Regions from separate parts of the Homo sapiens genome. Here regions 1 and 2 are each linked to region 3. The links are chromatin contacts, found by Hi-C or POLR2A ChIA-PET in ENCODE. All regions are on one chromosome and are shown on one strand. The core of a region is the stretch at or near the end of the contact, and the rest is flanking DNA. Distances in the headings are between cores, read along the strand shown. Region 1 overlaps SNX29 (sorting nexin 29). Region 2 overlaps SNX29 (sorting nexin 29). Region 3 overlaps SNX29 (sorting nexin 29).

Evidence for each region. Hi-C counts contacts between places; a loop is a spot of excess contacts on that map. ChIA-PET counts read pairs that join two places held with the same protein, here RNA polymerase II (POLR2A). Pooled maps may share reads with other maps.
Region 1: a loop to region 3 is called in a map of Caco-2, with 6 times the contacts of the local background. The contact joins two enhancer-like sites. A Hi-C loop is called at or near these places in 11 of 168 maps with a recorded cell type or tissue (Caco-2, Calu3, GM12878 and 7 more), 17 of 37 single-sample maps with no recorded cell type and 22 of 50 pooled maps. POLR2A ChIA-PET finds 5 or more read pairs at or near these places in 2 of 52 experiments (GM10248 and activated naive CD4-positive, alpha-beta T cell).
Region 2: a map of sciatic nerve shows a loop between it and region 3 (4-fold over the local background). The contact joins two enhancer-like sites. A Hi-C loop is called at or near these places in 2 of 168 maps with a recorded cell type or tissue (dorsolateral prefrontal cortex and sciatic nerve) and 2 of 50 pooled maps. POLR2A ChIA-PET finds 5 or more read pairs at or near these places in 2 of 52 experiments (OCI-LY7 and activated T-cell).

What each region holds. Positions count from the first base shown.
Region 1 is chr16:12,457,301-12,462,049 of GRCh38, forward strand. The region is part of intron 18 of SNX29 (sorting nexin 29); the gene reads left to right. Among named protein-coding and RNA genes, the nearest start is that of SNX29-AS2, 87 kb to the left of the region's middle. RefSeq lists an enhancer at 2,150-2,309. Within about 2 kb of position 2,216, at least 12 of the 41 ENCODE cell types and tissues checked have a DNase peak (open chromatin) inside an H3K27ac peak, as active enhancers do.
Region 2 is chr16:12,498,082-12,502,461 of GRCh38, forward strand. All of the region lies in intron 19 of SNX29 (sorting nexin 29), which reads left to right. Among named protein-coding and RNA genes, the nearest start is that of SNX29-AS3, 110 kb to the right of the region's middle. Within about 2 kb of position 2,915, at least 2 of the 41 ENCODE cell types and tissues checked have a DNase peak (open chromatin) inside an H3K27ac peak, as active enhancers do.
Region 3 is chr16:12,570,933-12,575,402 of GRCh38, forward strand. It overlaps SNX29 (sorting nexin 29), which reads left to right. Exons shown (of 21, transcript NM_032167.5): 21 at 1-3,355. All of the region lies in intron 1 of SNX29-AS3 (SNX29 antisense RNA 3), which reads right to left. Among named protein-coding and RNA genes, the nearest start is that of SNX29-AS3, 38 kb to the right of the region's middle. Within about 2 kb of position 2,444, at least 3 of the 41 ENCODE cell types and tissues checked have a DNase peak (open chromatin) inside an H3K27ac peak, as active enhancers do.

The DNA of each region.
Region 1 (4,749 bases), core at 966-3,465, 110 kb before region 3:
GGTTGGCCAGGGTTGTCCAGCTGGCAGGTGGTGGAGTCGGGGGTTAATTGAGGCAGCAGTTCCCACAGCCTGCACTTTAACCTCTGTTCTCTGGAGTGGGGCCTCCCCACTCTTAGTGATTGGGAGGCATCTGTCTGTGTTTTGCAGAGATACGGCAGGTCTCAAGAATGGCCCACACTATACCTCAATGCCTTGTCTAGAGCCTGAGCTCTTTCTCTACTGCTTCAGGACAGGGTGGTCTGGAGGAAGAACACAGATTAGGTGGGGGAAAAGACAAAGGTTCAAATCACGTCTCCACCACTCACTCTGGGTCTTTGGGCAAGGCCCTGTTCACACCTCATTTACCCATCATAAAAAGACTTGGACCAGGCAAAATGGCACACGTTAGCCTCTGCCGTGGTGCTTTGCAAGCCTGCAAGATGGAAAAATGTTCATCCCAGCCCCATCTTGTATGTGAGGAAATTTTAAAACAAAATTGAATGCTATCTTACGGGCATTGTTATGAGAGAGAAATGAGTACATTGGGTAAATTAACTGTATTACGATGTTTGTGGTCTGCATACGGGTGCAATTTGATTGCGTGGGGAGACAAAAGAGGGTTCCTCGTGATGACTAATACATCTCTTTAAACATACATTAGAGAGAGGTGCAGAGAGTGTGCCTATCACATCTGAAATGTTCTATTGTTCTGTTTGTTTTTCATTACTCTGAAATGATTACTGCAAAAATTCCTAAATTGGATGCTTTTCAAAGAGGAAGATTAAAGACCATAAGCACAGTCTTGCAGCTGTGCAAAAAAGACTGTGCATCTGTAGATGGATGGAGAGCCTTAACAGCTTCACCTTGGGCTCTGCACTGCACGTGGAGAAACCTCAGGCCCATTGGGAAGTGGCAGCCACGTTCCATCTGTGAGCCCAGAGGGACCTTAGTTGGCATTTTGTAGCATATCTGCCCCGAGCTGACCACCATCTGCTTGGCATTATTTAAAACCTCTTAAATGCATTTCGGCGGGGGACAGGTCTCCATAACACTGGGACAGGGAGGCAGAAGTCTTCTGGAGAAACCAGACGGAAACCTTGCCTGGTTGCAGAGGAGGAAGAAGCATCAAACGCGAGCCCTATGCAGACACTGAGTGGTCTTGCTTCTGTGGCTGCCTGAGAAGTTGCAGCTCTTTGATTAAAGATCAGTAGTTATTTGAGGGTTTTGTATTTATTATGTACATTTTGTTGTTAGACAGCTATCACTGGTCCTGTTTCTAGAGGGAGAAAGGAAGTATTTATACTCTTGGTGTTGGCTGCAAGGTTGTCCCAGCCAACAATTCCCAGTCACGGCGAAGGATACAGGAAGGAGCTTTGAATTGTGTAGATGAGTTAGAAGGCCAGTTAAACCCAGAAAGGGCAATGCTGTGAGCACCAAGGAGGAGGTAGCCTTTGGAGTGTGTCGCAATCCACTCCCCTTCTCTTCCTGCACACGCCGCACACATGCGCAGAGGCAGGCTCTGGCCACAGCTCATTGGCCCAGAGTGAGCACTCACACAGGAGAAAACTACCCAGATACTGGCCCAATCAGATTCTCTGTTGGTCTCAGGTCTTTTCACTACAAGTGGCAAAATCTTACCTTGAGCTGGCTAAAACAAAACAATTTTTTGCCTTATATAAGTAAAACATTCTGTTGTAGCTTGATCTAGGGTCTCAGCTATTCTCCTTCCTCCTCCCTTTCTCCCTTCCTCCTCCTCCGCCCCCTCCTGCTGTCTTCTTCCCCCACCTCCTCCTCCCCGGTCCACTCCCCCCTCCTCCCACCGTTTCACTCTCCCCTCCTCCTCCCATTTCACTCCCCCCTCCTCCCCCTCTCCACTTCCCCTCCTCCCCTATCCTCCTACCCGCCTTTTCCCCCTTAGGTTCTGCGTCTCTGTACTGTGTTCTCTAGTAGGTTCCTCTCCTGTGGGGCTCACCAGCAGCTCTGAGCTTAGATCCTCACAGGCCAAGAAATGTGGCTATGAAACCCCTCAGCTCTCTCCCTGTCATACAGGCTCCTGATGGGCCTGGATGGGGTGGAACACCCTCACGGTGGTGCATGCAGGACTTTGATTTTCCCAGCCTTGATCTCATGCCTACTCTAGGGTCAGAGCTGGAGCGGGACCCATAGGGAGCCCAGAGACAGGCTGGGTGGAGAGTGGGTCCCTAAAGGAGAACTGAAGAAGAGGAAGTGGATGGCAGGCAGAGAAAGACAACCACTGTTCGCACGGAGGCTTCCTCCTGGACCATGCGGGATTATGCCTCAGAGCCTGGGTCAGTCTGCATGCACGTGGGGCTGGGTGGAGGGAGTGTCATATCTAGACCCTGAGCTCGGGAGGTGGAGAAAGCAAACTTGCAGGGAGGAAGCAGGATCCCTTGGGTGTGCAGAGGAGCAGAGCAGCATGGCCTCGCAGCTAACCTTGGACTTGGGTGGCTTTCTGGTCACTGGTCCTGCCCCTCAGGAGGCCCAGCAGTCTTTCCAGCTCTTGCTTTTTTTGAGATACCCTTGTACCCGTCCAGTAATACCCCATTTCCCCAAAGCCATAGTGAACTGGCCTTTCTTCCTGGTAATCAAAGAGTCTGTGACTAAGAAGATAGAAGGACCAGCGACACCATCGGCCTAGCTCACAGAGTTCCTCTCCAGAAGAGAAGTGCCTGGCTCCCAGTGTGGTTGGAAATATACCGAACAGAAGCATGGCTCAGCTTCCATGCAGCCAGAGAAGCTCCTGATTCTGTAAAGCATAGTTAGCTGTGGCAGGAGGGAGAGGGCCATTCAGGATCACATCAGAAGGTGACATGCTAGTGGCCGTCCTGGCTGAATCACGACCTCCCCAGCCCATTCCTTCTCACAAGAGCTGTTTTGCCGAATGAGACTTCATCACCCAACCACGGCTCGCAGCCAGACGCAGCCGAACAGGCCTAGTGCGGCTGAAACTTTCCTTCAGAGGGGGAAACCCTAAAACTGTCTGCTGGGCATAGTGATTTCTTTAGTATTTTCAGAGTTGAGTGCCTTGCTTGTTCAAATGCCAAGATTATTTTTAAGTCCATTATATTCTCACTGATTTCCTATTGTCAAGAACATTTTATTTGGAAAGGTCTTAGTGTAACCAAAGTAGAAAACTCCTTCTATATTTTTAGCTTGGTCTTCCCTCTTGTTACCTCCTCCTCCCCCTGGCCAGCTCCTCTTCATCCTTCAAGGCTTTGCTCAGCCATCACCTCCTCCAGGAAACTGCATTCCATGTCACCTCTCCTTCTGGCCTCCTGTGCATCCCTATGCCATAACACTTATTCCACTGGACTATAACTTTTTGGCTGGCTGGCTGCCTCACAAATGTGTGAACTCTTTTTTTTTTTTTTTTTTGAGACAGAGTCTAGCTCTGTTGCCTAGGCTGGAGTGCAGTGGTGCGATCTCAGCTCAATGCAACCTCCGCCTCCCGGGTTCAAGCAATTCTCCAGCCTCAACCTCCTGAGTAGCTGGGACTACTCAGGGTGCATGCCACCATGCCCGGCTAATTTTTGTACTTTTAGTAGAGAGAATTTCGCCATGTTGGCCAGGCTGGTCTCGAACGCCTGACCTCAGCCTTCCAAAGTGCTGGTATTACAGGCGTGAGCCACCGTACCCAGCCAAATGTGTGAACTTCTTTAGAACAGGCACATTGCTTTTGCTAATAATAGCCGACTTTTGTTAAATATTTAAATGTTAAGCAAAGTAGTTGATTTTCAAACACAGTCCTAGAAGTTAGATGCGATAATTGCCCACATTTTACATTAAGAAATTGAAGCATGTGTGGAGAGCTTTAGCAAATTACTGAAGGTCATACAACTAATGAGAATATGAAATCAAGATTCTATCTCAGGCAGCCTTAGTCTTATTGTGTCCATAACCACTGCTCCAAACTATTGGCTCAGCTCAGTATCTCTCCTTGGAGCCACCACAAGTCTGGTGCCTAGTAGGTGCTCAATAAACATTGGGTGAACTTCAAGAGATTGGATACCTGTGAATGTGCAGCTGGGCTGACTTGGAAGGAATTTCCAGAGGTGGTTTTGCTGCTTCTATTACTGTGACGAGGGGTAGAGGCACGTTTGGCTTCCTGCCTGCATGGAATTTTGCAGTCAGAGCAAGTTCTAACCGCAGCCCTTCACTCCTTCTCTCCAAGACAAATGGAAACTTATTCTGTTCTTAAAACTCGTCTCCTCTATCAGAAGCTTTTTCAGAGGCTCTGGTGCTGAGGCTGCAGGGTGAAAAGTAACCTCCCATCCGTCACAGCAATTCTGCTTCGGGTTGGAAAACAATTTGAAGCATCGCGTCTTCCAAGAGGAGTTTTCCTTTAAATTTTTTATGATAGAAAATATTCAGGCTGGCCAGGTGCCATTGCTCACACCTGTAATCCCAGCACTTTGGGAGGCTAAGGCGAGCAGATCACTTGAGGTCGGAAGTTCAAGACCAGCTTGGCTAACATGGTGAAACCCTGTCTCTACTAAAAATACAAAATTAGCCGGGCATGGTGGCAGGTGCCTGTAATCCCAGCTACTGTGGAGGCTGAGGCAGGAGAATCACTTGAACATGGGAGGCGGAGGTTGCAGTGAGCTGAGATTGCGCCACTGCACTCCAACCTGGGTGACAGAGCGAGACTCTGTCTCAAAAAAAAAAAAAAAAAAAAAAAATATATATATATATATATATATATATATATATATGTATACACACACACACACACACACACACACACTCTTA
Region 2 (4,380 bases), core at 1,665-4,164, 72 kb before region 3:
CTGAGGTGCCACCAGAATTGAGTCTTGAGGGATAAGCAGCATTCAGCTATTGAAGCAGATAGACGAATTCCAGGCAGAGGAAACAGCACTTCTGAGAGCTGAGTTTATGGAACAACGCAACTTCCTCTGGCCCATGAGGCCCACTGAGAAGTCAGCATGTCCCACTAGCAGCAGGTACACGTGGCAGAGCATGTGCACGTTAGCAGGTGAGGCAAAACAGCAAGGCAGGGCCAGTTACCTTGTATGCTTAGCTAAGGAGTTTGGAATTTTATCCTGAAAGCAAAAAAAGTGGCATGGTTTTTAAAACTGGTTTGGCATTTAAAAAAAAAATGCTTGCTTGGGAAGCAGTGTAGGGGATGACCAGTAGCAGGAGACGCTGGGCTAGTAAATAAGTAAATACAGAGAGGGCTGCGTGCATATCAAGGAGAACACCATTTATTCATCCATTCTGCACATCTTTCATGAGCACCTACTATGTGCCAGCCACTGAAAATACAGTGGGAAATTAAACAGTTAAGGGCTCTGTTTGCATAGGCTTACAATTTTTGAGTGGGAAGGAGAACAGATAATGCACACATAAGCAAACATGTAGGTAGTCTCTAGTAATCTCTGAATAGCATAAAAGAGATTCAACTCTACATCTGTCTCTAAGTCAGGTCATAGGAGGCATTAACTTATAAACCAAACAGCATAGAATTTTTTCAATTTGCAAATTAAAACAATTTTTGGCCACTGTTGCCAACAAAAGTAAAATTGCTCAGTTCTGCTTGAAAGATGAGGATGTAAGTAGAGAGATGGTAGGTTTTTCAGAAGCTAGCAGTGAACTATCATCTAGGATTGATCTGCTACTTGATAGCAGAAGGGGCTTTGTATGCTGGGTAATGGAGCCATAGCTCCTTTTGGACAGCTGCATAAATCTTTTTAGGGAGCTGGAAAAATGAGCCACCCAGGCAGACCTGGCATTCTGCTTAATTCTCATTTCCACCTTTCATTCCTTCCCCTTATGCCCTCCGCTCATTCCCTCCTCCTGCAGTGGGAAATCGCAGTAGAAGGCACAAGTTAGGGTTCTATATGGGCATTCTTCAAACTGGAACAACCAATAAAAAATGTGTTTGCTCTCTGGGGCATTTCCCTCAGCAGTACTGTTGGTGGCAGGCAGGTCATGCATTTCACATTGTTTTGGAGACTTTTGCAGATGCCCCCAATGCACTGATTTTGGAAATAATTGAACATCACTGTTTTTTGTTTGTGGTGGATTAGGCTTCACTGCTAAGTTCCAGGTGACTGACGGGGGTGCCAGTAATGCCAGCACCCGAGCAGGGCAAGACATAGCTGCATCTTTTCCAGATTCTCAAGGCAAGTGGTAAAATGAAGGCGTCTTGGGGATCCTCCCTTAGTCTGTGCTTAGGCCACATAGCTCTGCACTGGTCAGCACCAAAGACAGGTCCACCGCAGCTGTCATTTGCCTGATGGTTTCCCACTCTGGGTGTGATCTGAATCACTGGGGGTTAAGCATATTCACAGGATCAGACCACACCCCAGACCCGGTGAATTAGAATCTCTACAGTGAAACCCCACAATCTGCATTCATTTACTTCTTTATTTATTTAGAGATGGGATCTCACTCTGTCGCCCAGGCTGGAGTTCGGTGGCACAATCACGGCTCACTTGCAGCCTTGACCTCCCTGTGCTCAGGTGATTCTCCCAACTCAACCTCCTGAGTACCTGGGGCCACAGTTACGCACAACCATGCCTGGCTAATTTTTGTATTTTTTTGTAGAGACAGGGCTTTGCTATGTTGCCCAGGCTGGTCTCAAACTCCTGGGCTCAAGGGATCCACCTGCCTCAGTCTCACAAAGTGCTAGGATTACAGGTATGAGCCATGGTGCCCAGCCTGCATTTATTTTATTTTAATTTTAAATTTTTTACAGATAGGATCTTGCACTGTCACCCAGGTAGGAGTACAGTGGCGTGATCATAGCACACTGCAGCCTCAAACTCCTGGGCTTAAGGGATCCTCCTACCTCAGCCTCCTGAGCAGCTGGGGCTACAGGCACATGCCACCACACCTAGCTAATTTTTTTTCTGTTAATTTATGCAGCGACAAGGTCTGGCTGTGTTGCACAGGCTGGTCTTGAACTTCTGGACTCAAGCAAACCTCGTGCCTCAGTCTCCCAAAGTGCTAGGATTATAGGCATGAGCCACTTCTCCTGGCCCTGCATTTGTGAAAGGTCCTTAGATAATGCTGATGGAGCTTGCCTGCAGACCAATAACTGAGGACCACCCAGAAGGCGGAAATAACTGGCCCCAGGTACACAGTGAGGTACATAGGTACTCAGAAAGCCAGGGCTGGGACTTCTGACAGGAGTCCGCCTCTCTGTAACCTCCACGGGCTCCTTTTGCTGTCAACCCCATGCCGTTATGTGGATGAGCAAAGAACACAGTGGTGAATATTTTCATGCATTGGTGCCAGGCTTTCCAGCCAAAATGTGGCTTGAGATGAACAGTATCAAATAAGACCTCAAAGAATGATTCTACAATTTTATCATCTGTCTATTCTTTCTCAATATCTTACCACTTAAAATGTGGTCTGTGTACCAGTGACATCAGCCTCATCTGAGAGCTTGTCGGATGTGCAGATTTCAGGCCCCATCCCAGACCTGCTGCATGAGAATCTGCATGTTCACAGGCCCCCAGGTGGGTTGCATACACAAGCAAGTTTGAGAAGCACTGTTGTGTGTCATTTTTGCAGTTGCTATCAGATTGGACCCTTCCAATGAGACCCTTTCCTGTCTCCTTCCTCCCCGCCTCACCTTGGTCCCCTCAGTGGAGGGCACCTGTTGCTCACTTGTCAGATTGTCAGGCTCTGAGCCACGCCTGTCATGGGCAGAGTGACTGTGTGTTATGTTGTCATATTGGGGTGTGGCTGTGTGCTGTGTTGCCCTCTCAGGATGAAACAGGAAGCTCCCAGCTGCAGGCAAGGCTCCAGGCTCTCACCGCTTCTGCCTCTTCCTATGGGCTCTTCATTCAGATTTATTCAAGAATTGTGTTCAACTATAACCCCAGCACTTTGGGAGATCAAGACAAGAGGATTGGTAGAGGCTAAGATTTCAAAACCAGCCTGGGCAACATAGTGAGACCCCATCCCTACAAAAACATTAAAAATACAAAAATTAGCTGGGTGTGGTGGTGTGCCCCTGTACCTTCAGCTACTTAGAAGGCTGAGGCAGAAGGATTGCTTGAGATTAGGAGTTCAAGGCTTCAGTGAGCTAGGGTTGCACCACTACACTCCAGCCTGGGTGACAGAGTGAAACGCTATCTCTTTAAAAACAAACAAATTATGTTTAAGACAGTGGTAGGCCAGACGCGGTGGCTCACACCTGTAATCCCAGCACTTTGGGAGGCTGAGGTGAGTGGATCACCTGAGGTCAGGAGTTCAAGACCAGCCTGGCCAACGTGAGGAAACGTCATCTCTACTAAAAATACAAAAATTAGCTGAGCATGGTGATGCATGCCTGTAGTCCCAGCTACTTGGGAGGCTGAGGCAGGAGAATCACTTGAACCCGAGAGGCAGAGGTTCCAGTGGGCTAAGATCACACCACTGTACTACTCCAGCCTGGGTGGCAGAGCAAGACACTGTCTCAAAAAAAAAAAAAAAAAAAAAAAAAAAGGCAGTGGTAAAAGATCTACATGGTTCCTGCCCTCATGGAATTTTCAGCCTAGCAGAGAATTTTATGGTTTTATTTGTTTACTTATTAAACAAATAACCTGATTTAGTCCCAGGGTCAGTTAGGGCCCTTTACATTGAGATGTGGAGGCTGTGATCCAGTTAAGCTAAGAAGCAACAGGCAGAGTGGATACCAGGGGACATGCAGGCCTGCACCAGGCCAACACTAGTTATAGGGTCAGGGACCTTCTCTCTCTGACTCATGCAGGTTTTACTGCCACTGCAATGGAAAGGTTCTAGTTCTTGGTGAGAACATGGGACCTGCTTAGTGTCCAGGCTCAGGACTGCCTCCGAGCTGGGCAGGCAACATGCTCCGTCCAGATGTGCGAGACTTGGAAGTGAAGCTGCAACTCAAACTAGGGTCTGATGAGGCCTCCTCTGGGCATTTACCTCCTTTGGGACAGTGGCAGTGAGGGGCGGTGGAGGAGGGCATGGGTTCTGGGGTCAGAGTACTTGGGTTTGAATCTTGAGCTAGTGTAGACCAGCATGTCACCTCGCTGTGCCTCAGTGTCTTCAAGTTTCAAGACGGTGGCATCTCCCTTACGAGGGCGCTGTGAGGATTGAGTGATTCGGGGAATGGCTTCAGAATGTGGCCGGGCCCACAGGGAATGCTTCACAGCCGCCGGTGGTGGTGGTTGCTAGGCTGAGGTAAC
Region 3 (4,470 bases), core at 1,194-3,693:
TGGGAGCCACATGGGGACCATCCCCAGCTGCCTGCTCCTGGTACCTCCCCCATGATCATGCACAGACCGTAGAGTCGAGTCATCTCGCAGATCCAGACCATCTCCTCTCATTCTCACTCTAAAAATGCTGGTGGCCCGCACATGACAGCAACTCCCCGAAGCCTTCCCTTTGGAATCCCATAGAATGTTCTGCAATGATTGGGTCCATCTTGCTGCTCAGAAGAATCCCGTCCTGCTCTCTAGTGTGGTGGGATGAACTTCAGGCAACAAACAACTGGCAGGGTTCCCAGTTCCTGGAGTTATGGAGCAGAAACACCCAGGCCTAGCAGAATTGTGGCTGAAACCTGGTGCCCAAATTCCACACCCTGGAAATGTGTCAACTGCCTGTCAGCCTGGATTCAATTCTGAGGGCTAAGCCACGACCTTATCCATGAGTGGCGAAGACACCCCTGAGGAAAGGATTGCTTGCACCTCACATCTGTCTTCTTCTAAGATTACTCGGAGATTTTCAAACAACATCTGAGAACAGAAGCCCCCTCCCCTACTCAGAGAGGAACGAGGGTGGCCCACCTCTCAAGGGCCTTGGATTCCTGGGACCACCCTTTGCTGGGAGGAAGAATCCACACCGAATCCTTCTGTCTTCATGGCCTGCTGTGCTGAAACAGAACAGCAGGTTCCATCTTTCACATCTTTTTTTCTCCCCCAGATGAAAGACGACTCAGGAACGGTAGGGCTGGGCAGAGGTGTCTCTCCTTGAGAGACAACAAAAGCTTCTAAGGGAGGGAGCTTAAAGGCTGCTAGAAACCTAGCCCAACCATCCACTCCTGATCTGAGACAGAACCTTCTCCGCCACTCTTCCTGCAATCAGTGTGAAATTCCAGCTTCTTTGATTCCCACTTAGCAGTATGCTCCAATCACGTTGCTGGCAAGGCATTTTAGAGTTTGGAGCTGAGGTTCAAAGCCCCCTGCATTTCTCTACTGGCAGGCCCTGGTGAAGGAAGACACTTTCAGGGAAGAGGCTCTTACAGTCTATGGTGGTAGCCATCTTCACATCCAGTCACCAGTTGCATCTAGGGAGCTGCTGGCTATAAAAGGGATCATCCAGTGGAGTTGTAAACAAGGGAACCATCTTGCAAGATCTAGGAAGAGGAAGGGGAGGGATGTGGACTGGGTCTGATCACAGCCCTTGGCCCTGCTTCATACTTTGGAGCTTATTAAGATCAATTTTGATAACCATGTAATTTCTTAGAACCATGGCAGGTAGTATTGTGCTTTAAAAACCAGAGGCTCCTGAAAGTCGTTTACACCAGGTGGATTGATACCATGGCTGTAGCTGATGCAACTAACAAGTACTGGGGCCAGTGATCACAATCCAGGTTGGAAACAGGAGTGAAGCCCACCAGCCTGCCTGGTTGATGGACAGCAGGCTCTGCCTTCTGGAGGCGGCTTATATCCCAACAGCCTGAGGCAGGGCTCTGTGGCCCAGGCCGGCAGTGGCTGCCTCTCTTGGTTCTGCATGGTACATTTTGCCAACCCTGAGGACCAGTTCTTGGGGTTCCAGGCCTCGGCCTTCCTGCTCCACGTGCTCAAGCCCCCACAGGGGGCTGCGACACCATCTGGCTCCTCACAGGGAGGTCCAGCCATGTTCTCTGGGCTCCCAGTGAGCCCCCTCCCCTCCGGCTACCCCCAGAATCCATCCTTCATTCCTCCACCAAGCTCCTGTGTGAGCTGCAGCACCCACACGGGGGAAGCCCTGCACTCCAGCAGCATCTTCCAGCCTTGGCACAGAACTGATGGCAAAGGAAGGGCTGGGTTTTCAGCTTCTGGGACCCGAGGAAGACCCCACCTCACTCCTCCTTCCCCAGTACATCAGACTGGTTAGGAGGCATCCCAGAAGGGGCAGCCTCATGCCCAGGTTTCAGCCCTAAAGGTAATGATTGTCTTGACTCTGCCTTGGCATTTCGCTCGGAATCACGGCAGACTTGGAGTGTTTCTTCAAGGCAGGCATCTGCTTATGAGCAAGGTCAAAGATTTTTCAAAATATTGTGCATTAATTCATTAAAGCTACTGTTAAATATTTGCTGTTTTTAGATTGGCGTCCGTGCTAATTCTGCAGTTGTAGCACTGTATATTTTATCTCATTTCTGTGCCAAGAAAGTTCATCTTTATGTTTTTCTAATACACAATCTTGATCTTGTTTCCAAAATAAAGCTTCAGCTCCTTGGTCAATAGAAGTAAGGGTGTAGCCATCCAGGGTCTCCCGGCTCTAGGCAGACCGGATCCCGCAGTTCATCCCATGGTTGTTGAAATGTACCTCGATCAGTCATCTCTGGTATTCCTCACTCTAGCCATGAGCCATTGCCATCTTATGGGCCCGATTTGGGTACTCTGAATTATGTCATGGAGTAGACAGTTACTTCTAAATCCCAGCAACCAAGTTGCGTATCCTTCCTTATAGCTAGTTTCTATAGAGAAGTGAAAAAGAAATCTGGCTTCCTTAATAAGATAGTTGAGCCTATGACATTAAGGAGCAGCGCTGCTGGCGGAAGATTCTAGATTCACTGGTGGTTTAAGAGGCCCAGGGATTTAGTTCTTACTGGTGCGTAAGTGTTTTCCCATCCTAACCGGAAAACCACTCACCCAGGCTTCCCCCACTTCCCCTCAAATTTTCTCAGCTCTGCCGCTGGTCTCCATGAACGGCAAGGGGAACCACCACTCATTCACTGTCAGTGTAGGTAAGACAGAGGATGCCCTTGCAAAAATTGGGACTGAGGACAGTAGCACACGGAATGGTGGATCGTACATTTGCACCCAGAGCTACTAAACGCTCAGTGACCCCAGAGACCATTAATTTCCCGGAGTGAAGGGGATGGGGGTAGAGCTAATTGGAATTTTTATTATCCAGGACTCATCCTAAGAAGAATGTTGGCCTCTCTTCATCCCTGGCTTAGCCGTCAGGTAGAACGCTTACTCACCTGACACCGACTTCTTAGAGAAGCGAGTCTTTTTTGAATGGAGGAGCGATGGTAACCCCACTAGGGGGCGCCCATGATCGGCTCCCAGTGCACCCCCTTAAGGGTAAGCAGGCCACATATCTAGAGTCTGATAGTCTGTGTGTACATAAGGTCTAGAAGTCTGTGGAAACGCCCTGAAACCTGTAGTATTATCTTAACTACCCTCTTATGTTAAGGTTTACATAATAGGATTTTTAAACAAATGTGTTTAATTTTTTAAGATCTCTTGTATTAAAATTTTCTTTTGGAATAAGCTGTGGAAATTTTGTTACAACCTGGTTGAGATCAACCTCTTTACAATGACACAAATTGTGACATTTTATAAATTAGATACTTCAGTGGATGGTCTCTGTCTCAGTTCTTTTTCAACAACTGGAGATTGAGGTGAACTTAATACACGTGGATCAACTGAATTGAAATGGAGCAGAATCTCATTTTGAGTTAATTAGGCAGATTTGGATAAACTGGCAATGCAGCATTAAAATTTCATACAGAAAACACTCCTCATTACAGGTACCTATGTATTCACTTCTAGAAGAAACAATTATTAGGCGGCTACTGTATACCAGGTGCTTGGCATACAGCAGTAAGACAGGTAAGGTGTACTGTTGGAGTCGCACTGGACATGAAGCAGACAGATTTTTAAGAAGTCAACCATCCGGATAATTTCAGACCACAGTAAATATTGCAAGAGTGACAGGAATTAGAAATTCTTGGTCCCAACCAAGAATCTACGTTCAACAGCCTAGGCACTGCTGTCATTGGGGACTGGATGATTCTGTTGTGGGGGGCCGTCCCGTACATTGTAGGATGCCTCCACCTGTTAGAGGCCAGGGGCACCCCTTTAGTTGTAACAGACAGATGTCCAGACATGGCCAGAGGTCCCCTGGGGGGAGGGGGGCCAGTGGAGAGCCATGGGGCTAAGGCCAAGGGGTCCTCTTGGCTAAAGTGGCTTTTTTTTTTGGAGACAGTTTTTTACTCTTGTTGCCCAGGCTGGAGTGCAAAGGTGCCATCTCCGCTCACCACAACCTCCGCCTCCCGGGTTCAAGCAATTCTCCTGCCTCAAGCCTCCTGCGTAGCTGGGATTACATGCATGGGCCAGCACTCCTGGCTAAAGTTTTATGTTTTAGTAGAGACAGGGTTTTTCCATGTTGGTCAGGCTTGTCTCGAACTCAGACCTCAAGTGATCCACCCACCTCAGCTTCCAAAAGTGCTGGGATTACATGTGTGAGCCACCACACCTGGCTGGCTAAAGTGACTTTTAAGCTGAGACCTAAAGGATGAAAAGAAACTCTGCACTGCCCCCACACCTCCCAAATAATTTACACTGGCTTAAGTACTCAGACCCTGCAACAAAATAGGCAACATTTTTAACCCAGTTATGGTAACAGAGAAAAGAAAGGCTCCTGGGATGAGAATCCAGGCATAAAGTCAGTTCCCACCAGGGCCGCATGAA